3 separate regions of the Mus musculus genome follow, and all the other regions are linked to region 1. Evidence: chromatin loops called from intact Hi-C (ENCODE). Cell type or tissue: left cerebral cortex. All regions are shown on one strand.

The links. Peaks named below come from ENCODE experiments on the same cell type or tissue, not always from the same donor. Only the 100,000 strongest peaks of a DNase experiment are listed, where the experiment ranks them.
Region 2: a loop joins it to region 1, with 3 times the contacts of the local background. A loop is called at or near these places in 3 of 42 quality-filtered maps.
Region 3: a loop joins it to region 1, with 4 times the contacts of the local background. A loop is called at or near these places in 2 of 42 quality-filtered maps.

The regions. Positions count from the first base shown.
Region 1 is chr13:74,858,511-74,866,510 of GRCm38, reverse strand. It overlaps the pseudogene Hnrnpa1l2-ps. Among named protein-coding and RNA genes, the nearest start is that of Cast, 55 kb to the right of the region's middle. In left cerebral cortex, a CTCF peak has its summit at 4,715 (motif pointing left); DNase peaks (open chromatin) are centred at 992, 2,736 and 4,731.
Region 2 is chr13:75,084,511-75,092,510 of GRCm38, reverse strand. Pcsk1 (proprotein convertase subtilisin/kexin type 1) reads right to left here and starts at 2,654. Exons shown (of 14, transcript NM_013628.3): 1 at 2,270-2,654. The coding sequence starts at 2,449. In left cerebral cortex, no CTCF peak of the experiment used is centred here; DNase peaks (open chromatin) are centred at 1,892, 2,133, 2,687, 3,103 and 3 more places; H3K4me3 peaks cover 3,068 bases; H3K27ac peaks cover 1,535 bases.
Region 3 is chr13:75,109,264-75,117,263 of GRCm38, reverse strand. Pcsk1 (proprotein convertase subtilisin/kexin type 1) reads right to left here. Exons shown (of 14, transcript NM_013628.3): 7 at 6,274-6,446; 8 at 4,510-4,722; 9 at 1,927-2,027. Among named protein-coding and RNA genes, the nearest start is that of Pcsk1, 23 kb to the right of the region's middle. In left cerebral cortex, a CTCF peak has its summit at 96 (motif pointing left); DNase peaks (open chromatin) are centred at 3,184, 3,947, 4,255, 4,590 and 2 more places; H3K27ac peaks cover 2,569 bases.

The DNA of each region.
Region 1 (8,000 bases):
CCTTAATGTTCACAAAGGTTATGCCAAAAAAGAGAGAGAGAGAAAAACAAAAACCAAATACCATAAATAAATGAATACATACATACATACATACATACATACATACATACATACATACATATCAAATGTAGCAAGCATGCATCACAGCTGGGTATTCAAAATGAGAATCCCTGGAGAATGAAGACTCAAACTCTACTCTACCATGGAGTGAATTCTCAATTGCCAACAGGCTTTTATCTCAATCTGGAAACTAGAAGTCTGAGATTAAGGTGTTGGCAGGGTTGGTTTCTGATGAGTCCTAGCTTCCTGGCTTGTAGACAGTGACTTCTTATTGTGTTCTGACCCATATTCTGTTCCTTCCAAGAAAGACTGCTCTTGTTGATTCTTCTTATATGCACAGACATCAGACTAGCACAATGCCCTGAACACCACATTTAACCTTACTTATGTGTTTAATATTGTTCCCAAATACAGTTATGTTAGTGGATATGGCTTTTGCACACAAATTTGGTGAAGGGACACAATTCATTATGAGATAGTTACAGGGATGATACAAGCCTGTATATTCACACTCAGGATTAATGACCTAATATATATCATTGAGTAAAGATAAATATCAAGACACATTATGGAAAATATTTTCAGAATATCTTTTAATTTTTGTGTGTTCTGCAAACTTCCTTAATGACACAGTCTTCCCAGGAACTTATCTATCTGTTCTAACAAGGAAAAGGAGACTTGTTTATATACTGTGGTCTTTCTTTCACTCACTTGTATAAAATACTAATTACGCAAAGTACAATGGAAAATTTATTTTTTTAAAGACACATTTATTCAGCGCCATGATCAGATTATTACATTTAGCAATCCACAGCATGAGTGAAAAAGATCTACAGTAAAACCTTTTGTTGGAACGCTTTACACTCTCCACAGAACAGAAACTAAAATAACCTGTTATACAATTAGTCACAAATACAGTCCTGGAGTTTTTGCCCACACACATGAGTATTATCTAAAACATGTCTTCTTTGTAGCAACTAGACCCTGCCACCACTGTGCTTGGCTGAGTTCACAAATCTGTTGTAACCTGTAGCTTCCCTGTAACTTCTCTGGCTCTCCTCTCCTGCTAAGCTTTGTTTCCTGGCTGTATGTAATTAGAACCTCCTGGCACTGCCATAGCTACTGCTGCTGCTGGAACCTCCATAGCCACCTTGGTTCCATGGTTTAGCAAAGTACTGGCCTCCACCACCATAAGGGCCAGAGCTCCTGCCTCCAAAGTTTCCTCCCTTCTTTGGTCCAAAATTTGAAGACTGATTGTTGTAATTGCCAAAATCATTGTAGCTTCCACCACCTCCAAAATTGCTTCCATCATTGCCAAATCCATTATAGCCATCCCCACTGCCACCATATCCACCACCACCACGGCTGCCACCAAAGCCACCACGACCACTGAAGTTCCCTCCTCGACCAAAATTGTCATGGCCACCAAAACCACCTCCACAACCACCACCCAAGTTTCCAGAACCACTGCGACCTCTCTGGCTCGATGAAGCACTAGCCATCTCTTGCTTCGACAGAGCTTTTCTTACTTCACAGTTGTGGCCATTCACAGTATGGTATTTCTGAATAACAATCTTATCCACAGAGTCATGGTCATCAAAGGTAACAAAAGCAAAGCCCCTCTTTTTCCCACTGCCTCTGTCAGTCATAATTTCTATCACTTCAATCTTCCCACCATACTGCTCAAAATAATCTTGTAGGTGATGTTCTTTGGTGTGTTCTTTTTTTTTTTTTTTTTTTTTTTTTTTTTTGGTGGGGAGGGGTTCGAGACAGGGTTTCTTTGTATAGCCTTGGCTGTCCTGTCTTCTTTAATACCACCAACAAGGATCTTTTTCACAGTTAAGTGGGCACCTAGTCTGTGAGAATCTTCTCTTGAAACAGCTCTCTTAGGTTCCACAACTCTTCCATCTACCTTGTGTGGTCTTGCATTCATGGCAGCATCCACTTCTTCCACAGTGGCGTATGTGACAAACCCAAAGCCTCTGGATCTCTTGGTGTTTGGATCTCTCATTCCCACACAGTCGGTTAGTACTCCCCATTGCTCAAAATGGCTCCTCTGACTCTCATCGGCTGTTGCGAAGCTCAACCCTCCTATGAAAAGCTTCCGCAGCTGTTCTGGCTCCTTGGGAGACTCTGACTTAGACATGACGGCAGGCTTATGAGAGCCTTCGGGGATGCTTCCTCCGCAGCGTCAAAGAGCCGGAAAATGTATTAAAGAAACAAATAGACATGTAGCCAAGAACCTACTGACAGCAGCTGCACAAATAAGAATTGGTCTCAGGCAGGGCACAGATGTTAGCATCTCAGCTATAGAAAGTGCCCCAGGAGCTTCATAATTGCCACCCACTAGAGACTTAGTCTTCTATCTCTCAAATAACGTCAGCAGCAGAGACATCCTGATCTTCCAACATCACACTCCTTTATTAGTTTGCTCTGACTCACCCTCCTCATATTCTACCCCCAGATAAACTTTCCACTAAATGATTTATCTTTCCTTGTATCAAGTAGCACACAAGCCACTGCCTTCTTTCCTCCTTATTTTGTACCACATACTTATTTAGTGTCTCATTTGTGCTTGGGCATTCATATAGACAGCTTTAATCAGACCCCACCGTGATCCAGCCAAGTAGACATCATTCCTCTGGGTTGCTAAAGAGAGAAATCAAGTGGCTCGATGGCTCAGCACTGACTGTTGCTGAGTCATTTCAGACACATCAGTAAATAAACGGGATTGGGGGATCAGAGAGCAAAGAAAAGCCAGAGAGGTTCTTGTCCTAGAGGATGAAGCTGTATTGTTATAAGAATTTGTATAGCACTCAGAGTGAGAAAGCTTTGGTTGTACTGCTCGGATATAACAAAACTGCTATGCTATTCTATAAATAAGCTCTAGCTCCTGTGCTTAATGAGATCTTACAGTTTCCCTAAAGGAAAGTGTACAGATCTGTACTGTCAATTTCCTCTTCTCCTGCAGCATAAGAGTCATGTCTACCTTTTTCCCATCATTTCTTTCCATTAAAGCTAGAACTTGACCCTTAGACTGTCTCCCCGCTATCCTTATACTCACACTCAGACATGACTAGAAGACAATACTATCATTTATCATTCATCCAAGCATGTGGGGGGGAAATGTTCTTCCCCTGTTAATTTGTCTCTAGGATCTGTTCTTCATCTCTTTGTCACCCAGAAAGTTTATATAGATTTTTGTACCTAAGCTTTGAAGGTCTCTGGGTTAATTTGCCAGTTTAAACATTATATGAATGATGAATTCAGAGACAGAGAAATCCTGTGCTAAGGGCAGAAACAACAGAAGGATCCATTTTCAAATGAAGGAATGGGAGTGGAGGAAAAGTAGTAAAAAGAACAAATACCTTCTGTTGCTCTCGTGACAAGACTTCCAAGTACTTGAATTGGGTTCTTGCCCAAAAGTCTCTTCTTTCTGTCTTGGCTCTCTATAATTCTTGTTTTCCTTCCTTTTCTGCATATCCTTTCTATGCCTCTAATCCTCTAAGTAAACCTGAACCTGAAAGAGGTTTATGCATATTTATTTAAAGAAAGGCTTCTCAGGCTTAAAAAGTAAGCAACTCCCTCATTAACTAACATCCAGGTACCTAAAGGAGACTTTATTCTGAAACTTGAAGCCGTAACAGTCCCAGAGAGACGGCCCCAGTGAAGATACCACAGGTATGCTTACCTGTTTCCTGTGTTTAGAGTTCCGTCTATGGAGTGCTTCCATCTGCTCTTCTTCTATTTTGTACTGCCTTCCATTTCCCCCTCTACCTTTCATATAGTGTTTGCTTCTCTCTGCCCTTCCCTTCCAGTTTTCTCTCTAGCACTTCTCCCAGATGTATCTTTCCACCCTTTTGTACTATCTCTCCTCCCCTTTCTCTTCCTCCATCTTCCCTTGGGGCCTCTACTGCCATCCCCCTGGCTTCCATTATTTGTTTTACTACCACTTTTCAAAGACCATAAAATACAAGGGAAACTTTATTAGAATAGATTGTGTTTATCATATTTTGTGATCTCCTTTAATTAACAGGTGAAGAGTATTTCACATTTCTAATACGTAAAAAGAAATACCTAATTGGTATACTTAATTAATTGTTTCCTCTAGGATCTAAGAGAAAGTTAAGGTTTTTACTCCCAACACTACATATACAAGATTCCTAAGGAAACAATAGATTTTCTGATCAATTTATATTTGGAAGTTTTTTCTTATCTCCATAGTGTTTATTTAAGCTGAGAATATAGAGAGGAAATCGATTATTTATTAGGTTAGATTATTAATCTAAAAGGTACAAAACTGCTAATGCAGAGGTTGCATTTCAGTTTCATTTTTGAGTATTTCTCTCTCTCTCTCTCTCTCTCCCCCCTTTCTCTCTCCTATCTCTCTCATTGAAGACCTGAAGCTGACAAATTAGCTTTCTTACATTATATAGTAGCACATTTCTTTTCTACATTTTCAAATAAAGTTTCAGAATATATTTAACTCTTCACAGACCAAGGCCAACACCATCTTCCTAATTTTGTCATCGTGTCAAATGATCAAAATGTATGCATATTTAATATCATCAGAGAAGTTATGCAGCATTTGGTAAATACTACAATGAAAATCACTGTTTTATCCAACATCATAGTCAGCTGCCATCTAGTGTTTTAACAAAGAAATTGCAGTTAATGACCCATGAAGCCAAGGTCTTCACTTTCTCTGATTTGAGGGTTGGACTCCAATTGTTATGGCTTTATACTCTTCTCTGCATTAGGGATCTGTCTATAATGATTATTCTCAACCATTCTGAGTAGCAGAGTTTCACCTGCTACAATCAGGTAGTGTTACTCTGGCCAGTATGGAAGAACATTAAAAGACATGTTCTGGTTTCAGACTTAGGGAGAGCAAGGGGGTGGGGCTCAGGACATAGGACACAGTAATATAGGAGTGCAATGCATGCTTTATGCCATATTGATGTATCAGCAATCAGTATGTTCTTAATGACTTTTCTACTCAACACTTTACAAATTATAGTGCATGCTAAGGCTTCATGCTCTAGAGAGGGAGACACACAACAGATAAATAAATATTACAAAAATAGGAGTGGTAAAATAAACTCATTGGAGAAGGCCACTCTGTTCAATGTACACAAGAAAAGCCTTTTCTTAAAAAGTGGAATTTCAGTGAAACTCAATACCAAGAATATGGCAAACATAGAATAGCTGGAAAAGTCACTCCAGATAGAGAGATCAGCATTCAAGTACCCTGAGTTCCCTGTGGAAAAGAACCAGAAAAGGAGGGGTATGTATCTGAGGTGCTTTGAATGACAGTGGCGTAGCAATTGTCCCTAAATATTTTGATTCAGAACATAAACGGAAAGGCCGTTTCCCTTTAGGCATTTACATTTTAAAAATCAATAAATAGTATATCACATATTTATTGGGATTCCTGAGGATATAAAAAGCAGAAATCCAAATTAAAATAAATTATCCAGAAAAAACAAATCAAGGGACAAAGCACTTTCTGGATTAGGTATCTAGAGAAGACTTAAGAATATATAGAGATTCTAGGACCTGGACTTCTGTCACTGGCTTCCCTCTCTATTGCTTTTTGGGTGTTGAATTAAGTTTTTCTTCCATTTGGCTAGAACCATGGCTGCTCACAGTTCTTAACTTACACACTCTGCTCCAACTAAGGAAGAAATAAGGTTTCTTTCTTCTCCACCCAATTGAAAAGCACTCTGAAGACACTCTGGGTACATTCATTGGATTCTTTCTCAGACCAGCCACTCTGGCCTGTCCTAAGAAACAACATGTATATCCCAAATGGCCAGATTAGTTGCTGCTTTAGAAGGAAAGAAAGAAAATACATTTAACACTATTTCTACTATAGAAATAATGTATCCTTTTCAAGAAGTCTTAAATATTAAAGTACAGAAAAATGAAAGTCACCAAGATGAACACCTAATGATTCCTACCTAATGGCTGTCTAGGTAAAAAGTGAATCATAGCTAATGACCCCTTTAGTAGCATATATAAACCACCCACTTTTCCAGACTTGGTTCCTCTGTTGACCATTCCATGTTGATTCAACATTATAAACTCATTTCTTATGGTTTTGAAGTATGTTCTCTGCGAGGAGCCATGGCCTCAACCATGGCCTTGGGGAAAATTTCTAGCTTACGTAAACAGTCCTGAGAAAGCATTCATGGTCATAACAGAAAGTATGTTTGTGGGTAAAGAGGACACTGTGACCATTGGTTCCAGAAGCTGAACATTGCCACCTGACCTTCAGAGAGCCCCCACAGCTCTCTCCCCCTCCCTTGGAGCCTCCTCTTGCTTATGCTTATCTTACCACGTCTGAATAAAGTTTTTCAGAGCTTGATCAGGAAATTGACTTGCTCTCATTCTTCCTTGTCCCTCCTTTTCTTCCCTGCCCTATGTCCCAGCTGATTATCCCTGCAGGTCGGCAGGTCGGGACAAGCTGGCGCCCAACGTGTGGCCTCTGGGTCTGGGGTCTGAGAGAGACCACTCTTCTCACTGGACCACCGCTTCATCAGGAAGTGAGTGAAGATCCGCATAGAGATCGCTGCAGTGTCACCCGCACTGTGAGACAGATCCAAGAAAGGTAGGAAGAGTGGCTAGACTATGGGACAAGCATTAACTAAACATGAATTTTTTTAAGGAGTCTCAAGGAAACCCTCAAGACATGAGGAATACGGGTTAAGAGAATCTGTTCACAGCCAAGAGCTGCTCCAGGTGGGAGGAATAGGGCTTAAAATAAAATAAAAAGAGTAAAAAACAAAACAACAACAACAAAAAAACAGATGCTAGAAAAATTCTGAGCTCAAGTCCATTTATGTTGTCCTTAATTCCTAGAAGTAGGAATGGCAACTATATAAATGAATGAATCAGACAAGTTGAGGAGGAATTGAGGAATTTTAAAAAGCAGGGCATAGGGGAGCAACTATCAGTAGCTACCACTGTGCCTCCTCTCCCTTCTCTGGCAGAATTCCCAGAAGAAGAAGATAAAGAATTAGACTTTGAACACGAGAGATAGAGAGAAAGAGAGAATAGATTTCAAAAATGGAGTTGTCCCCTGTCCAGGATGTTTTAGCAAAAGAGAAGGATCATAGCTAATGACCCGTTTAGTAGCGTATATAAACCATCCACTTTCTCCATATTTGGTTCCTCTTTTGATCATTCCACGTTGACTCAAAATTATAAATTCATTTCTTATGTTTTTGAAGTATGTTCTCAATGGAGACTTGCAAGATCTTCGGTGCAATGCTGACATCACCACCACTCTTGTGCTTCCATGTCTCACACTGTTTCTGTCTCCTATCAGTCTCATTATGGTTTGGACTTCTTATATAGTTAACAGTTAAATGTAATTTTCTCCACCAACTATTGGTGTTAGCAAACATTAAGTTTGGCTTCCTTGCCAATTATGTTGCTAGGAAAATTTTGCTACTCTCCAAAGAATAATATCTGCATGCTAAGTTTTTGTTATTGAAAAATGCCTCTTTTTTACATATTACAGTAGATCATGTGTGTGTGTGTGTGTGTGTGTGTGTGTGTGTGTGTGTGTGTGTGTATGTTTGGTCTCATTGGTTCTTAGCTGTGTTAGAGATGATTTTATATTTGATTGCTTTTAATGTAAAAAGTAATATTCATCCTTACTGAAAATGGATTCAATAGTGGATAAAATTGTGAGTAGTAATAATATTTAAAAGCACAATATTAAGCATTACTTCAGATGCCATGCATTTCTTTTCAACATTTTCCTCTACTTATTCACTTACTGACCTGATTAATATTTATTGAACACTTGTAAAATGCTATGCATTAAGAAAAAGACAGATTGAAGCTAAATACTTATAATGGCCACACTCTACTGTAATAACTTGGTTTTCATTATTTAAATTTAATTTTATCACATGTAGAATGAGATA
Region 2 (8,000 bases), 230 kb before region 1:
TACATAAAAGAGTACAAAACATGAATTGACTAAATCATTAATGCCTATTTTTTTAATTAAAAGATAGACGATTGTATTGTTTTTTAAAAAAAAAAAATATGTTCTTTAAGTTGTAAGTTCTCATCACTGAGAAAACCACTTTCAGTAGAAATTCTGAGGCTTGTTTCCAAAGCAAACCTTTGGGCAGAGAATCTTCTGAGAGCCTTAGATGGGCTGGGAGGAGGTGTTGAAAGCCATGAGACAAGGTTAGGGTTGCAGAGCTCTGTTTCTACCATCAGTTAGCTGTGCTTCTTGTCTCTACCCTTGTCCTATCTTTGACATGAGGCTGCAATGTTAGGATGCTTGTCTTAGTAGGGTTTTAGAGATGCTGGACAAAATGGGAAGTAAGCAGAGCCAAGAAAGCACCGCTAGTCTTTTGCAAATTATTTTTTTGAAACTTTTGTTATTGAATTTGACACTTTAGCAAAAAAATGACTAGAGGGAAGCTAGTTTATTTTGAAAAATACTTTTTATACATAGTGGTCTAGGTGTAGATGTGTGTATGACATTGATGTGTGGCGTGTGGGGGAGGAGAGTCTTATGTTCTCTTTCTTTTCCCATCACAAATATCAAGCTGCTGACTAAATACCACCTCTCCCACCTAGGACATACAAATTTCCATGATGCTTGTATTACCCACCTGGAAAATTCCATCAGCTACTCTCTCTCTTTGGTTCCCAAATGTTCAAGAATTATACACAATAACCAAACAATACGAAGCAGCTTTGTGTCTGTTTCCCCTGTAAACTATTTTCTATGCCTGGAGTGACTTCTCCAATCTTACTCACCATGTTCTTCTGGCAGCCTCAGACTTTACTCAACTCCTGTGTAGTAGATATTTTCCGTAGCTTTTTTTCATGCCCCCCCCCCAAATTCCCTTCTACCTTTCCCCCTTCTATCAAAAAACATGCTGAATTAAACCACCAACTACAACATCTCTCACACAAATTGCATTCAGGTCCATTGTCCTTAGCATGTCTTATCCTCCTTTTAGTCTTCAGTCCCTAAGGCACAGCCTGGAACTGTTCAGAAAGGCTCTGGGAATTTTATTGAGTTTCATGCTGGGTCTTTCAGGACCATTTAGCTCACAAAGTTAGAGAATGAAGCCTCTGGCTAGAGAAGGAATATTTCCTAGTGGATTTGATGTATGAAATAGACACTGCCTACGCCGATTACTCATCTGTGACTTCAGAGTCTCAATCACCACCTCCAGAATAGAAAACGCGCCAAAATGTTTTACAACTCGTTACTCCCTCCTCTCCCCCCTTAACTGTGGACAATTTCCCTGGCAATGGTGAGGGGTTTGACTCCATTTCAAGGGAAAGAAATGCTCAGATTAGAAATCACACCCTCTGTGATTCTCTTTTGGGACTGCTCTGCCAAGCAGACTCCAACTTAATGCTTCTGCGCACCCCTCCCCACCTGTCTGTTAATTCAGCATACACTTGGACAAATATCAGTTTATCTCATAACCCGAAAACCCCAGGAAATGTTTGTGCACACGGCCGAGGTACAAGACAGAAAGAGATCCTTTCCCCACAGTCATTTCTGCAACCAGACCATGCTAAGACACTGGCCATGCAAAGTTAGGAAGCTCAGACTTCACAAGTTATCAGGGAAAATCCTGAACTCCCCCACTGGCGATGCTCGGACTTTTTCCCCTACCTAATCCCCTTCCAGTTTCCCCTACAGATTCTGAACTACCACCACCATCACCTGACTGGGGAGTCACTAGTACCAGCAGCTGGGCGCGCCCTTACACTCAGGAATCTTCAAGCCTGCCTGTCCCCTGTTTTCAGTACTGGGAGCTGGTGCTGCCATATTGAAAAAGAAGGAAAGCGTCAGCTCTGGCCGCAAGCCTCCTGTGTCCCAGGGGACCGAGCTCACTTCCTTTCCCAAGATAGACGAGAGCCCCTGTGCACCTTCAAGTTCCCCGAACAAACGTAAAAGGCTTTTTATTTCATTTTCCAAACCTCGAGGAAGAGGATTTCAAGTCTAGAGCCAACAACAGAGAGAACAGTGTCGGCTGAGCAGCTTCCTCTTGTTTAGCGGCGCCCAGCCCAAACAGTAAATAATGCAAGCATTTCTCCTCTAAAAGCGCGAGCAGGGGGAGGATTCTCCGAGCTGCTTGCGACACTGGGCGCCGGGTAGCGCAAGCGGCTCCCACTTCACTTTAGCCCTACCAGAGTCCTTAAGCCCCAGAAAGTTTTTCGAAAGTGGAAACTCTTACCTGACCCAAAAGGTCATACCCCAGTTCTTCGGCGATGGCAGAGGCAGCTTCTTGCCCTCCGGGGATCTCCGCCGCCCATTCATTAACAAACTGCCTCTTTGCTTTTACACTGTTTAGTGCACACCAAACGCAAAAGAAGGCGAAAGCAGTACACTGCAGAGTCCAACCTCTTTGCTCCATGGCTCAAAACCTTGTTCTCACACAAGTAGGAAGGGCTGGGAGAAAAGAAGCAAGATCAGAGACACACCAGCTAGACTCGACCTTTCCACCCAGCAGCTTAAAACCTCTCCTGGCTCTGGGTTGCTCTACTAGAGCTAGAGGCTCACTGGGAGAGGCTGGGCGGCGAGAGCGAGCGCTCACTAAAGTGCTTCAGTCTCCCGACTGAGTGGAGCCCCAGCCTTACCAACCAGAATAGAAATGAGTGTTTACACGTCAAATCGACGAAAGCCATCTCTTGACGTCAGATCTACCTGGACTGAGAACTGGATGGTATTCCCGGCGGGGTGGAGAAGTGACTAAAATAGGCAGGGAAGGATTAAGAAAAGGAAAAGAAACTGGTGGGATCGGTCAGTTCTGCTGCCTGTTCATAAATACTGTAGCTGTGAGAAACATCTCCATTCTTCAAAGAGAACCGCCTCATTTGAATATAACTACCAAGATCCCAAGGCAGGAAGCACAACAATTACCCCTCACTCCCTACCTCCCACCCCCGCCTTCCATCTATTTTCTCTATCTTACCTTATATCTCCTATGAATGTGCCTGGTGATGATAGAATTCTTATAATGGTTCTTGAGTATCAGCATTTGTTATAAAACAGACACAATCTAGGACTCGTGTTTTGATCTTTCAGAGGCTGGGAGCAGAGGAGCGAAGCTACCTGATGCATTGTTTCAAATCCTGTAAGGAAATAAGCACTTCCTCTACACAGTGTTGAAACAACATTTTTATAGTGCGTTTTAAATCACTCGTAATTCCTCCTCTCTTGCTTCTGACCCCTACTAAAGCAGTTTCTAAAATTCGACCCCAGATCATTTGGAGCCCAGGGCCACCATCATTACAGTGTTTACATTAAAAAGGAGAAAAGGAAGACTGATTGATTAGCAACATGAGTTTTTAACATAGAAACATGTTTTAAATTTTCAACGAGGAGGTTCAGAGCCCCAAAGACTTTCATATCGACTCAGTGAGGGAGGTGGCAAGTTTCATTAACCCAGAACTTTCTATTTTTCCCTCACTGGAGATTTTAACTTTGGCACTGACTTGAAGCTGTGCTGGTACTTTCACATAAAATACAGCAAGAATCTTTGTGGAATACAGATTGCCCTTAGAGGGAGAATAAGAGAACGTCCCTATGCCCACCTTCGAAACAGCAATCATACTGCCTTGATGGACTCTAACTGGAGGGATTGAACAGAGGAGAGCAAACCCCAGCCTTTAATATTCAGCACCGATGTGTGGACAGCGATAATCTCAGTGCCTCTATGAAAGCCTTCTGAGCAGAAAGGGCGCTGCTGCCCTGGCCAGCTCTCAGCAGCTTTCTGTTTGACCTGGGTCTTTCCCTCCTTTGAACAGCAAACTAGGAAGCCTTAGTGGAAGTCTGATGAGGGTCATGATGGTTACTATGTGCATCTTGTTCACCGGGCCTACTTGGCAAGGAAAAGAAATTGAGAGGTGTATTTTTTTTTTCTGAAAAAGATTATTTAACCTCCTAAAGGGAGTGGGAGTGGAGGATGGGGGAGGGTGCATGGCATAAAGCAAGAAAAGGAAGACTACAGGGAAAGGGGACTACAACAAACAGAGAAAAGAAGCAAGAGATGGTCTCCACTATATGAAAACGAGGCAAGACTTGATGAAGGGTTCAGTAGGGTATGTGGGGGGGGGGGGGGCGCGGACACGTGTGTTTGTGTATACTGTATGTAGCCAGAACACAATGTTGGGTGTCCTACTCTATCACTTTTTGCCTTATTTCCCTTGAGACAAGGTCTCTCACTGAACCTGGGCTAGGCTGTCATTCAGCAAGCCTCAGTGATCCCCTGTTTCTGTCCTTCATAGCCCTGAGATTAAACCGGACCTAGTTTTTTGTTTGTTTGTTTGTTTGTTGTTTTTCAGGATGCTGGGATCTACACTCTAGCACTTAAATTTTTTTCAGTAGCATTGTGATCTTACTAGTTTTTATAGAGAAGGGAATAATTCAGATATTGAACAGAACCATGTTTCTATTATGGAATGCTCACCATGACTGCTCCCAACGCCCAGTGATTCAGTTAATGACTTATCGGATGTTTGGAAAAGAAATAAGTGCAAGGTTAGTGTTAAAGAAAGAATAAGTTCCTATGGTCATGACATCTGTTTGACCTTAGAAAGCAAATTTATAAAAACGTATGCTTCTATAAAATTAAATATGCAGCCTGAAATAATATGCAATTTGTTTACTACAAATTGAACAACCAAAAAGAACATTTCCAGACTTGGAATAATACTCTTCCAAGGTGTTCGGAAATAATTAAGAATGTTGAGGGAGGAGGATGGCTTCAGTACAGCCTGGGTAGCAAAACACAATGTTATTTATAAATAAAAATAGATGTCAATGAAATAACTTAGTTTAATATTTCCCAATATTGTGTCAATTTAAATGTTTTCTATGGGTAAAAACTACTACATGTTGATTCTGTAATTAAAGCAGAAGGTGTTTTGGAATAGGATATGTAGTAGAAGCAACATTTCATTAGTGGGTTTCTCAACCTAGAAAATAATATCTATGTGGCACATTGGGACAGACTGGAGTAAATCTGAATACTTGGTGTATAGAATTTATGGAAGATAATTTCCTTATAGGATACCATTATAATAAGAATGTGAAATCCAATATTTTAATAATATGAAAATTGAATATAGATAACTTAAAATCAATAAATAAGTATAATCCCATCAAGACAACTTATCTTGAGTTTTATATTTGAAGTGAAATACCATTTTTCCATAAAATACTTTAATAGCATCTTGAACTTATTTGTATAGAAAAGAGAATAATTCAGACACTATACAGAACTGTGTTTTTATTATGGCATGCTTTAATAACAAAATTTTCATACTTTTGATGTTGCCAAAAATGAAATATGTTTATAAGGTAGAGTGTGAAATGACTAAAACCAACCAAAACTTGTAGCCTTTAGTTATTTGATTTAAAAAAATATCATGTTTTCTTGTCATATTAACTATCGTAATTCCATGTGAGGAAATTTATAGATTCAGGAGCTACCTGATTTTCTATACAAAGTAGAATAAAATAATATTGAATGTATAAATTGAAAAATAGTGAGATTACCAGCTTCTTCACAAATAGAAGTGTTAGAAGTATTTAACATATGAGGAGAGTGATTTTGGAGACACCAAGTGATACTGCGCCTGGTAGGATGGTTACTACATGTCAGTGAGGGGCATGCTTGGAGTAGGTCTCTAAAATAAATTTTGGTATTGTAGAATTCTTTTCTGCTTGGTTTAGTCACAGACGGTGCTTTCCTGGCATTCCCCAGGGTAGAGGGACACTGATGATTCAGCCAGTTGGAAAGAACTATTCTGTATAAATGGTAGCATAACAAAGCAAAGCTTGTGCACAAAAAAGGTTTGAGGGTAGATGAATAATTCTGAAGGACTTTTGTTGAATAAATTAGACCAATACTTATACTCTTGAATTTAATATAGAATTATTAAAATGGAACTAGTAAGCACTACTAAGTTCAATTGTTGAAAATAACTGGTCTTTTCTGATGAAAATGGATCATTCCATTTATTTTATATACAAACATTTAGTAAGAACTTTTCTCTCTTTAGAAAAGATTCTTCAAAGATGTGCATTTACTGAATGGACTTGTATCAGATCACTTGCGTCCAGGAAATGCTTCTAACACCTTTGCTCTCAAGTAACAGTGTGTGCAAGGAAAACTCTTAACTTTCTGCATCCTCTCTTCCTCCCAAGAACTGTTGGCTGGAACACTGAAGAAGGTCAGTTAGCAAGTTCTTTGCTTCCCAAAGTGTGGTCTACATATCAGCATTACAAGGATCTCTTGGGAGCTAATTAGACCTGTACCAGACTAATCCAGGCCTTTACCAGAAGCCCAGAAACTACTGTATTTTTATCCAGCTCTTGTTGGTGCTAACATAATTAGACTTTGAAAAGCACTGATAATAGTTAACAAACCTTTGTCCAAATGACACTCTTGTGTGATTTCCTAACGTGTTAAGTAATCAGGGGTCTCCCAAAGTAGCCCTACTTTGGTTTGAATTGCTGCAAATAGTTACAAAGCTTTTCTCTTTCTCTTTCTCTTTCTCTTTCTCTTTCTCTTTCTCTTTCTCTTTCTCTTTCTCTTTCTCTTTCTCTTTCTCTTTCTCTCTCTCTCTCTCTTTCTCTCTCTTTCTCTTTCTCTTTCTTTCTTTCTTTCTTTCTTTTTCTTTCTTTCTCTTTCTTTCTTTCTTTCTTTCTTTCTTTCTTTCTTTCTTTCTTCCTTTCTTCTTTTCTTTTTATTTTTTGTGGAGACACATGTTTTAATTTTGCCTTTTAAGAACATACTAGCAAATTCAGACTTCTTTTTTTTAAATAGTCATTTATTTATTTATTTATACTCCAGATTTTATTCCTTCCCAGCCCCTGTTCACCCTCCTACTGTTTCACATTCCATTCCTCCTCCCCATGCTCTGTCTCCATGGAGATGTCCTCACCAGCATCCTCCACTCAACCAGACTTCTGAACTCCCTGGGGCCCCTAGTCTCTTGAGGGTTTGGTGCATCTTCTCTGACTGAACCCAGACATGGCAGTCCTCTGCTGCATATGTGTTGGGGGTGTCATATCAGCTGGTATATACTGCCTGGTTAGTGATCCAGTGTTTGAGAGATCTCCCGTCCAGGTTAATTGAGACTGCTGGTCCTCCTACAGGATCACCCTCCTCCTCAGCTTCTTTCAGCCTTTCCCTAATTCAACCACAAGGGTCAGCAGCTTATGTCCACTGGTTGGGTGCAAATATCTGCATCTAACTATTTCAGCTGCTTTTTGGGTTTTCTGGGGTGTGTCCATGATAGATACCTTTTTGTGAGTGCTCCACAGCCTCAGTAATAATGTCAGGCCTTGGGACCTCCTCTTGAGCTGGATCCTATTTTAGGCTTGTCACTGGACCTTTCCATCCCTGCAGTTCTTTCAGACAGGAACAAATATGGGAGAGACTTTTGACTGTGGGATGGTAACCACCTCCCTCCCCTCCTACTGGAGGAGGGCTCTATAAGTTCCCTCTCCCCAATGTTAGGCATTACAGCTAAGGTTCCTCCCTTTGACTCTTGAGAGTCTCTCGCCTTCCAGGTCTCTGGTACATTCTGAATTCCAACCTTCTACCTCCTCAAGTTGCCTGTTTACATTCTTTCTGCTGGCACTCAGGGCTTCAGTACTTTTCTTTCACCCAATACCAGATCAGGTTCCCCTCTCCCCACAACCCCTCAACCTCCTGTCTATCCACTTTCTCTCCCAGGTCCCTCCCTCCCTCCTCCCTCCCTACTTGTGATTGGTTGCTTTCTTCTCCCTCCAGTGAGGAGGGCTGAGGAGTCCTCAGTCCCTTCAGCTAGTTGAACTTTTGGAGTTCTGTGGACTGTATCTTGGGTATTCTGTACTTTCTCTCTCTCTCTCTCTCTCTCTCTCTCTCTCTCTCTCTCTCTCTCTCTCTCTCTCTCTCTCTCTCTCTCTCTCCC
Region 3 (8,000 bases), 250 kb before region 1:
GAAGAATATGTGCATTTTATTGCCAGCACCCCGTCAGGCAGCTTGTAATTGCCTATAACTCCAGCTCCAGGGAGTTTGATGCCCTCTTCTGGCCCTCAGAGCCACTGCAGGCATGTAGTCTACACATGAATACATATAAATAAAAATAAATTTCAGTGTTTGGACAATAGCATTATAAGTACTCATCTTAGTGATACCTTTGATGTATTTGGTCACTAAACCAAAATGACCTTGGCCTGGTTTGCTATGCATCTGACAGATATTGAGAAAAAAAAAAGCCCAACTTATTCAAACATCTTAAACATCCTTCTAGTTCTTCTCAGTAGGCAGACACTGGGTGAGACCCTAGGCAGGGGTTATGCTGGCTCTCAGTACTGATGATCAGAAATTCCACCTCCATCTCATCAGGGTACCCTGGGACTTTTAGAGCTTCACCAGACAAAGGTTCAGCCTCTCAGGACTTTTCCATGTGGCACAAAGGACAACATGTTCTGTTCTGTTCTGTTCTGTTCTGTTCTGTTCTGTTCTGTTCTGTTCTGTTCTGTTCTGTTCTGTTCTGTTCTGCTCTGCTCTGTTCTGCTCTGTTCTGTTCCAGTGAGCATAGTCTACCATATATGTGGGAGGCCCTTGTGTTCTCTTTTAGCTAGGTTAGTTTTTTGTCACCAAACATCAAAAGACAGGAATAAAGAAAAGTGAACTGTGGAAGTAGGTGTGAAGTACATGGTGGGGTTTTTTTTTTCCCCTTCTGTGTTAAGTGTTAGAATGTTGAACAACTATTGTGAAGTAAAAATGTTGCTAAATCCATTTTTAAACATCATATACTAAAATAAAGGCCAGAGGTATTTAGAATTTAAGCATAGTAAAGGAGCTACAGAAAACACAAACAAGCAAACAAAACAAAAACAGAAAACAAAAAAAGAACCCACAAATTTTAATCTAATTTTGATTTGGGAGACTTTTAAAGAAAGAAGCTCTAGAGAAACAGAGGGGCAAACATGGCTGTATACTTATTAGCTTTCTTACACTAAAGTTACCTGTGAGCAAAACTGAAGGTAAATGTCAAACTGATAGAGCATTAATGGATCTTTGAAGCCAAGCTTATAAAACAAAACCAGGGCCATAAAGAGGCTGTATCACAGGGCAACTTGCTAAAGGACATAAATTCTGAGCCTCATCAGTAATGAGACCCAGTGTTAACAAGATGCCATTTCCTTCACACAGCAAGCACTATAAAGGAAAAGAATGTCAGTACTTATTTTAGAAACTTGAGCTTTCACCCATATCCTCCTGGGGAGAATACAACATGATGTGGCTTTCAAGAAAACAACTTGTCAATATGCATCAAAATCATTAAAATGCATCTCCTATTTGTCTCAAGACTCTCAATTCTGGGTGTTCATACTGAGGAACACATAAGAGATGTCAATATTTATAATGACATGACATGACTTTTCTAAAATTTGTGTTTATGATTTGAAATATTGTGAAAACATAAAAATCCTATTTTCGATTATCATATCTTATCTAGTTATATTAGCTCCAGAATGAAGTTTTTATTTTCTGCAGAAAGCACATTTGTTCTCATCATCACTCTGAGGAAATTATTTAGACAGAATTCTGGCTGATTGGGCCAGTTTGTTACCCAGGAAGATACTAGGGAGGAACATGAATTTAGAAAGCCAAGGAGTATTGACTGAGATGTGAGACAGTATTTCTAATATATTAGAAAATATTAGAAAATAATATGCAATGAGATGTATGTTTCTTAAATCTACATTGAGGCATCAATAATAATAATTTCAAAGTGGCAGGATTATCTGGATTTTGTCGTTTTTGAAGTTGTTCAAAATTTCTCCTATAATCACATATTCAGACAACAACATGAAAAGCTGTCTTTGTCAAGCTGACCAGATTTTTGGCCCTTACTTTGCCTCCAAGGCCAGAGCAAAGATACCAGCAGCCAGGGGTGCTGAAGCCGAGGTGCCTGTGTGGGTCTCTGTGCAGTCATTGTGCAGGTCAGCGCTTGTCTGGAACGAAGGAGAGAAAGGTAGAGACATGAAGAGCATGGTAGGGGTAGCCAGACTGAAGTCTGCATCTCCTATGACCAAGAAGCACAAGATTTGATTTTCTACTTTCTTTTTTCAAGCAAGATTTGGCATCTGCTGATATTTTACTTTGCTCTCCTCTATGTGCAACTTGTCTATAATTCTGGCATCAAGCTGCCTTTCCTGGGGATGAAGTACTCCCACTATGAATATTTTCTCTTCTGAGATTCCCAAACAAAATGTGTCTATAAAAAAAGGAACTGTTTCTAAGTCACTGTGAATCATGCCAGTCCATTAATCATCAGGTCCATTGAACATGGTTGAGCATATTTAGAAATTTTAACTCAAACAGCATTCCCTTTGGCCTTGAGATTGACATCTGTCTGCCTCTGTAATAGAGGAATATAATGACATCTTGATCAGAGACATTTGAACAAAACTTACTTAGAATAGATTTTGCGTTAACTGTTGACTTGGTTGGAAAGCTACAAGTTTGTGTCTTCTACCTTTAAATACGATTGGTCACGTTAAAAAAATTAACCCACACTTAGTTCTGGGTTCAGATTACAAAACTGCTGTGTATTAGATGTGACCCACAGTCATGTTATATGCTCTTCACATTAGCAGCATGGAATTTATATTTCCTGATTCATTCTAGACATAAATGAGATCCTGCCTTGTGAAAGTATCTGTTAATATTATTAGTGCATGCAAGGAACTGTGTAGGCTAGCTTTAGAGTAATAAAGAGGCTATGGAGATATACCATATGCAGATATGCAGAAATACCACAAAGACTTCCAGTTAGTCTGCTGGCTGAATAAACAGCAGGGCCAAAAATTCCTAACCAGACAACACCCAAGCTTCAGTGCTTCAGTTTTAGCTAGAGATTTCAATGTGTAGGAGGGAGGTGTAAAAAAATAATGTGTTCTATTATCACTTCCTTTGGTTTCCCACTTAGTGTCCTAGGATTTCTCAAGTTATGGTGGCTCTGCTTCTCAGAGTGTTGTGCAAGTCAAGCTGCCCTTTATACCTGTTGATGAAAATAAGTCCCTAGAGATGACTATACCGGAAAAGGTTTACGTAAGAAAAGCTTGTTATTGCAACTGTCTCAAATAGAATCCACCAGCTGTCTCTGCCAGAGCAGCTTTACCTAAGGATGAATCTCTACAAAGGTGAAAAATCTCTTCTCTGCTTTAGTGCAAGGGCTTCCAGATGAGGGGGAGTCTATGCAGTAGAAACATTGAAGTGCTTACCAGGCCATTTTCTGAAGTCAGCTCTGGATGCCACAGAAATAGAAACAGCCAGGGGCTCTGACACCCAAGTAGACATGTCTGCTATGTCCCTTTCTAAAGCTATAAAGTGTGTCTACTACAAAGAACCCTTGACTAGAATGTCACAGTCTGTTTATTATTCAAGTAACTGAACATATGGCATGAGAGGAAGGCCAGCACCTTCCAGTGGAGACAACACGGCTCTTCTGCCTAGGTACAGAAAGAGCTATAAACACTGATATTGTGCAAACCACATATTGGTACTGCTTAGGCTTTTTTAGGGTTGTTAGTGAGAATGATGCATATATTCCAGAGCCCCCATCCACTGAAGACCAGACAATGATGAAGCCCTTTTTCTCCCACAAAGAACAAAATGTATAACATCCTATCATAAGCTATTGGGGTTACTGGCAACCCCCCAAAGCTTTGTAGTTATTAACTGGTTCACAGCCTGCTATTTTATTGAGATTAGGATCTACATAGAATCAACCTGGTTAAATTTGAGGCTTTAGACGTTTGAAAGTACCCATCTCTGTTCTCAAAGCCTCCAAACAGTTCTTCATTATGCCCTTGAAGGGAAATTCAATAATTGTTCATGACTCATGGAAGTGAAGGCACAGGCAGGCGTGGGCTGGAGGAGATCTAAGCATATAACTCCTTGAGCTGCTTTCCTCAGAGGCTCCCCAGAGGCTGAGGAGTTCATCCCAGGCAAAATTGAGACTGTTTTTTTTCATGTAGGTTATCTGTTCTTAGGAGATATTACTGGTATAGAGTCTATACTTTTATCATTTGCTAGTGGTTGAGTCAGACTATATCCCTATTATTAGAGTATCAGTAAGCATAGGGTGATTAAGCCCTATGACCCTGAAATCTTCTTTCAGGCTGTTTCCAGGGAGGCATCAGACAAGCAGAAGGCATTTGGAGTGTTTGCTGCATGTAATGACAGGTTTCGTGGCTTCTCAGACCTGAGTTAAACAATGACAGGGAAGATCATCTTGGCAGAAGTGCCATTATTCCTGAGAGAAACTTTCCAATATATGCTAGTCTTTCAAGAGAGTAAGCAGTGGTCCCCCCAATTGATACGTCAAGCGGAAAGAAATCATTTCCCACAAAGGTCAGGGAAGAGGGTCATTCTGAAAGTATGTCTTATTCTTCTCTACTTCAAGAGAGACACAGAAACAAGGCAACCTACTATTCGCTGGTCTGTGTAATCACCACTGCTGTAGGAGGTAGCCAATGTGGAAGAACACTTCTCTGCATACCAAGGTGACAGGCCTTGCTGGGAGGCACTGCTGATAGAGATGGTGTAAATGCTGTCTGTGTAGCCATCACAGTCACAGTTATCTCCCTGACGACCCCCATTCCCTGAAGCCCAGACAAAGATGGAGCCTTTCCCTTGTCTCCCCTGAAAGAAAAGAGAGAATGTATAACAATCTATTATCATCAATTGTGGTTACCAGCAAGCTCTTCAAAACGATCAGAAGATAGATGCACAGTATTCTCAAAGACAATCCTTTGTAATCTGTCTTTAATTTCAAGGTTTCAAGGGTTGTCATATTGTGTTTCTCAGACCAGAAGCAGAGTATCCCTGCCTGCCTTCTGTTTTCAGGGCCTTCTCTGCAGTGGGGTGGATCTAGGCTTTTCCTTTCTTCTTTATCCTAGATTCTATAATGCAGCCTTTAACATATGAATTATAAATTTTTCACTCTTCTCTTCATTATGTCACTAGACTTGAATCTTTGAACTTCCTCTGTTTCTGCTTGAATCATCTGGCTGACTGATAGAATGACAAAATCAGGCATTATTCAGATCTGCCTTGCAGCTGCATTAAAAAGACTCTTGGTTTGAATGGAACTCGTCAAGGCCACTCTTTCTGTGATATTTCAATTGGTGCTCTCCAAAGCTTCTACTTTTGTCTCATCCTGCATAGTTCAAGGTCTTAAAATCTGTCCAACAATGTAGTTAGCTCACGAGAAAGAGCAACATATGAGGGATGAAAGGATTCCAGGTACTCATGTAATGTAGAGGGCAGGATGTTGCTACATTCAAGAATGAACTCTCACAGCAATTGGAAGAAGGCTAAGTTACCTAGTAAAAGACTTTGAAGAAAAATGAGACATATGTCCAAAAGCATTTGTGTGTGTGTGTGTGTGTGTGTGTGTGCAGGTTCATCTGCATGTTTCCATGTGTTCATGTGTGTGTACGTGTGTGTGTGTGTGTATGTTCAGATACATGTGTATGTGTGCTGTATGTGTGGAGTCTTGAGGTCAGCATTAACTGTCATTCTTGAGGCACTATCCACTTAGGGTTTTTTTTAAAGATTTATTTGTTTGTTTGTTTGTTTGTTTATTTATTTTATGTAAGTTCACTGTAGCTGCCTTCAGACACTCCAGAAAAGGGTGTCTGGGTGTCTGTGGTTGCTGGGATTTGAACTCAGGACCTTTGGAAGAGCAGTCATTGCTCTTAATCACTGAGCCATCTCTCCATCCCCCACTTAGTTTTTTTGGTTTTTTTTGTTTTGTTTTGTTTTAAATCCATCTTGTTTATTTGAGACAGTCTCTCATCAATGCATGACTAGCCAGAGAACATCAGGAATCTTTGCCTGTTTCCCTGCCTCGGTCTGGGAATGTAAGCACCATCCTTCCTGGTTTTATACTAAGATGCTGAGGCCCAAACTCAAATTTTCATGATAATCAACCAGGACATTTTGACTCCATAGCCTCAAGAAATACATTAAATATAAATATTCTAAAAGTAATGAATCTTTGCACCATGTTAGACCCACATGTGGAAGTGTTCTTAATTTTGAACATCCATTTCTCTGAAGAATGATTTAGTTGTTTAAGTGCATTTAAAGTTGTGAAAGGCTTTTCTTCAAAGTTTATCATATCTTTCCCTATAACATAAGTGTTCTCCCCGCCTCATTGTTTCATGTGAGTCTGTGTTAGCATCTCACCTGTTTGACACCATATTCAAATGCCTTCTGGGCTAGTCTGCCAGGCCCCTCCACAGTTTTTCCATCATCATTAGGGCCCCAGCTTGCACTGTAAATATCCACATGGCCAGGGTTGAATCCAATTGAACTAGCCTCAATGGCATCAGTTACAATGCCATCCAGCATTCTTATGCCTAAGCAAAGCAAAGAAGCAACACAAGAGAAATATAACAGGAATGTCACTGTGTCCACAGAGAAAAATAAAACACTCGTAACAATCACGGTCTTAAGGGACTTTCTGAAACAACAAAACAAAACGAAACCACCACCACAACAAAAATACCCAAAGTAGTCACTGGTTGTTCAACACTTGTTGTGAGGTGGTTCCTAATAGCACCCAGGGGACGAAATCCTGTTTCTGTGAATTTTCTTGCCTTAGTATTATGTACTATAAAGCAGCCGCGATTTGTTGCTGCTGTTGATGTTTAAAAGCTGTTGCCAGTAATATTGAAATCCAAAGTAAGTGACATCATACTACCAGAGGAAATACCAGAATTTCTGTAACATTATAATATATACTATAACATTATAAGGCTACAGTAGTTCTGTAACATTAAAAGTGTCTCCTTTCCCTCTAGCATCCTAACAAAGTGACAGATGACAGAGAGCTTTTAGAATGAAAAATAAAACCCAAGAGTCCTCCTGTCACCACACCCGCTCCTGACTGTGCCATGATGGCTGTGGTTCAACCTCTCATAGAAGAACCCTGATGAGAAACTATCCCTGATCAGGAAAAGATCCATCTACAATAGGAAACCAATGGAGAGAAGGAGCTGGTGTTTCTAAGCTTGGATAAAACGTAACCCACAGGCTATTCTTTTATATGCTTGCTGAGAAATATTTTCAAGGAACATTCTTTCTTTTCTTCTAAATAATCTCAAGGATGAAATTACTGTGACAGATTTCCCTGCTGAAGGAGCTAGTTTTTCAAACAGGAGAGAGCTCTCTGTGCCTTTCAACACTCTGTCACCCATCACCAGACTCATGAATCTAAGAGCCAAGAGGGAAAAAGCAATTTGAGCAAGACAGACAGATACCTGGTTACTCCCGGCTTTGGGTTAATAATTCAGTGGGCTGTGCAGCTTTATGTTTTCACACTATTATTTACTAGGAAACGGGGAGGGAATGAATACATAATTTTCATGAGCAAAGAAAGTCATGTAGGTTTTTTTTGAGAATTGCTTTGCTAAACAAGGTAGTATCTACAATCCCAGCAGCTGGATGATGAGGCAAGTGAGGGAATCCAGAATCCAAGACCATCATTGGCTACACAGTGAGTTCAAGGACAGCCTGGACTATAGACCCTGTTTGAAAATAACAAAAACAACAATAACAAAATCCTTTGAAGTGTATTTGAAAGAGAAACATTTCAGCTCTCATTTTTTTATAACTGTATTGACACTGAAGAAACTATTTCACCCCTCCAAGCCTAATTTTCATCAACTATAAAATGGAGGTGATGATAACAGCACACTTATTATACCTAGCCATTCCATACATATTGCACACAAAAACTCATCTATTTATAACTACTATTTCTGATGGGTGCTGTAACTCCTTTTTTGGATTATTAACATGAGAACTTAACTTTTTATTTTTTTAATTATATATTTTCTTTATTTACATTTCAAATGTTACCCCCTTTCCTGATTTCCCCTCTGAAAATCTCCTATCCCTTCCCCCTCCCC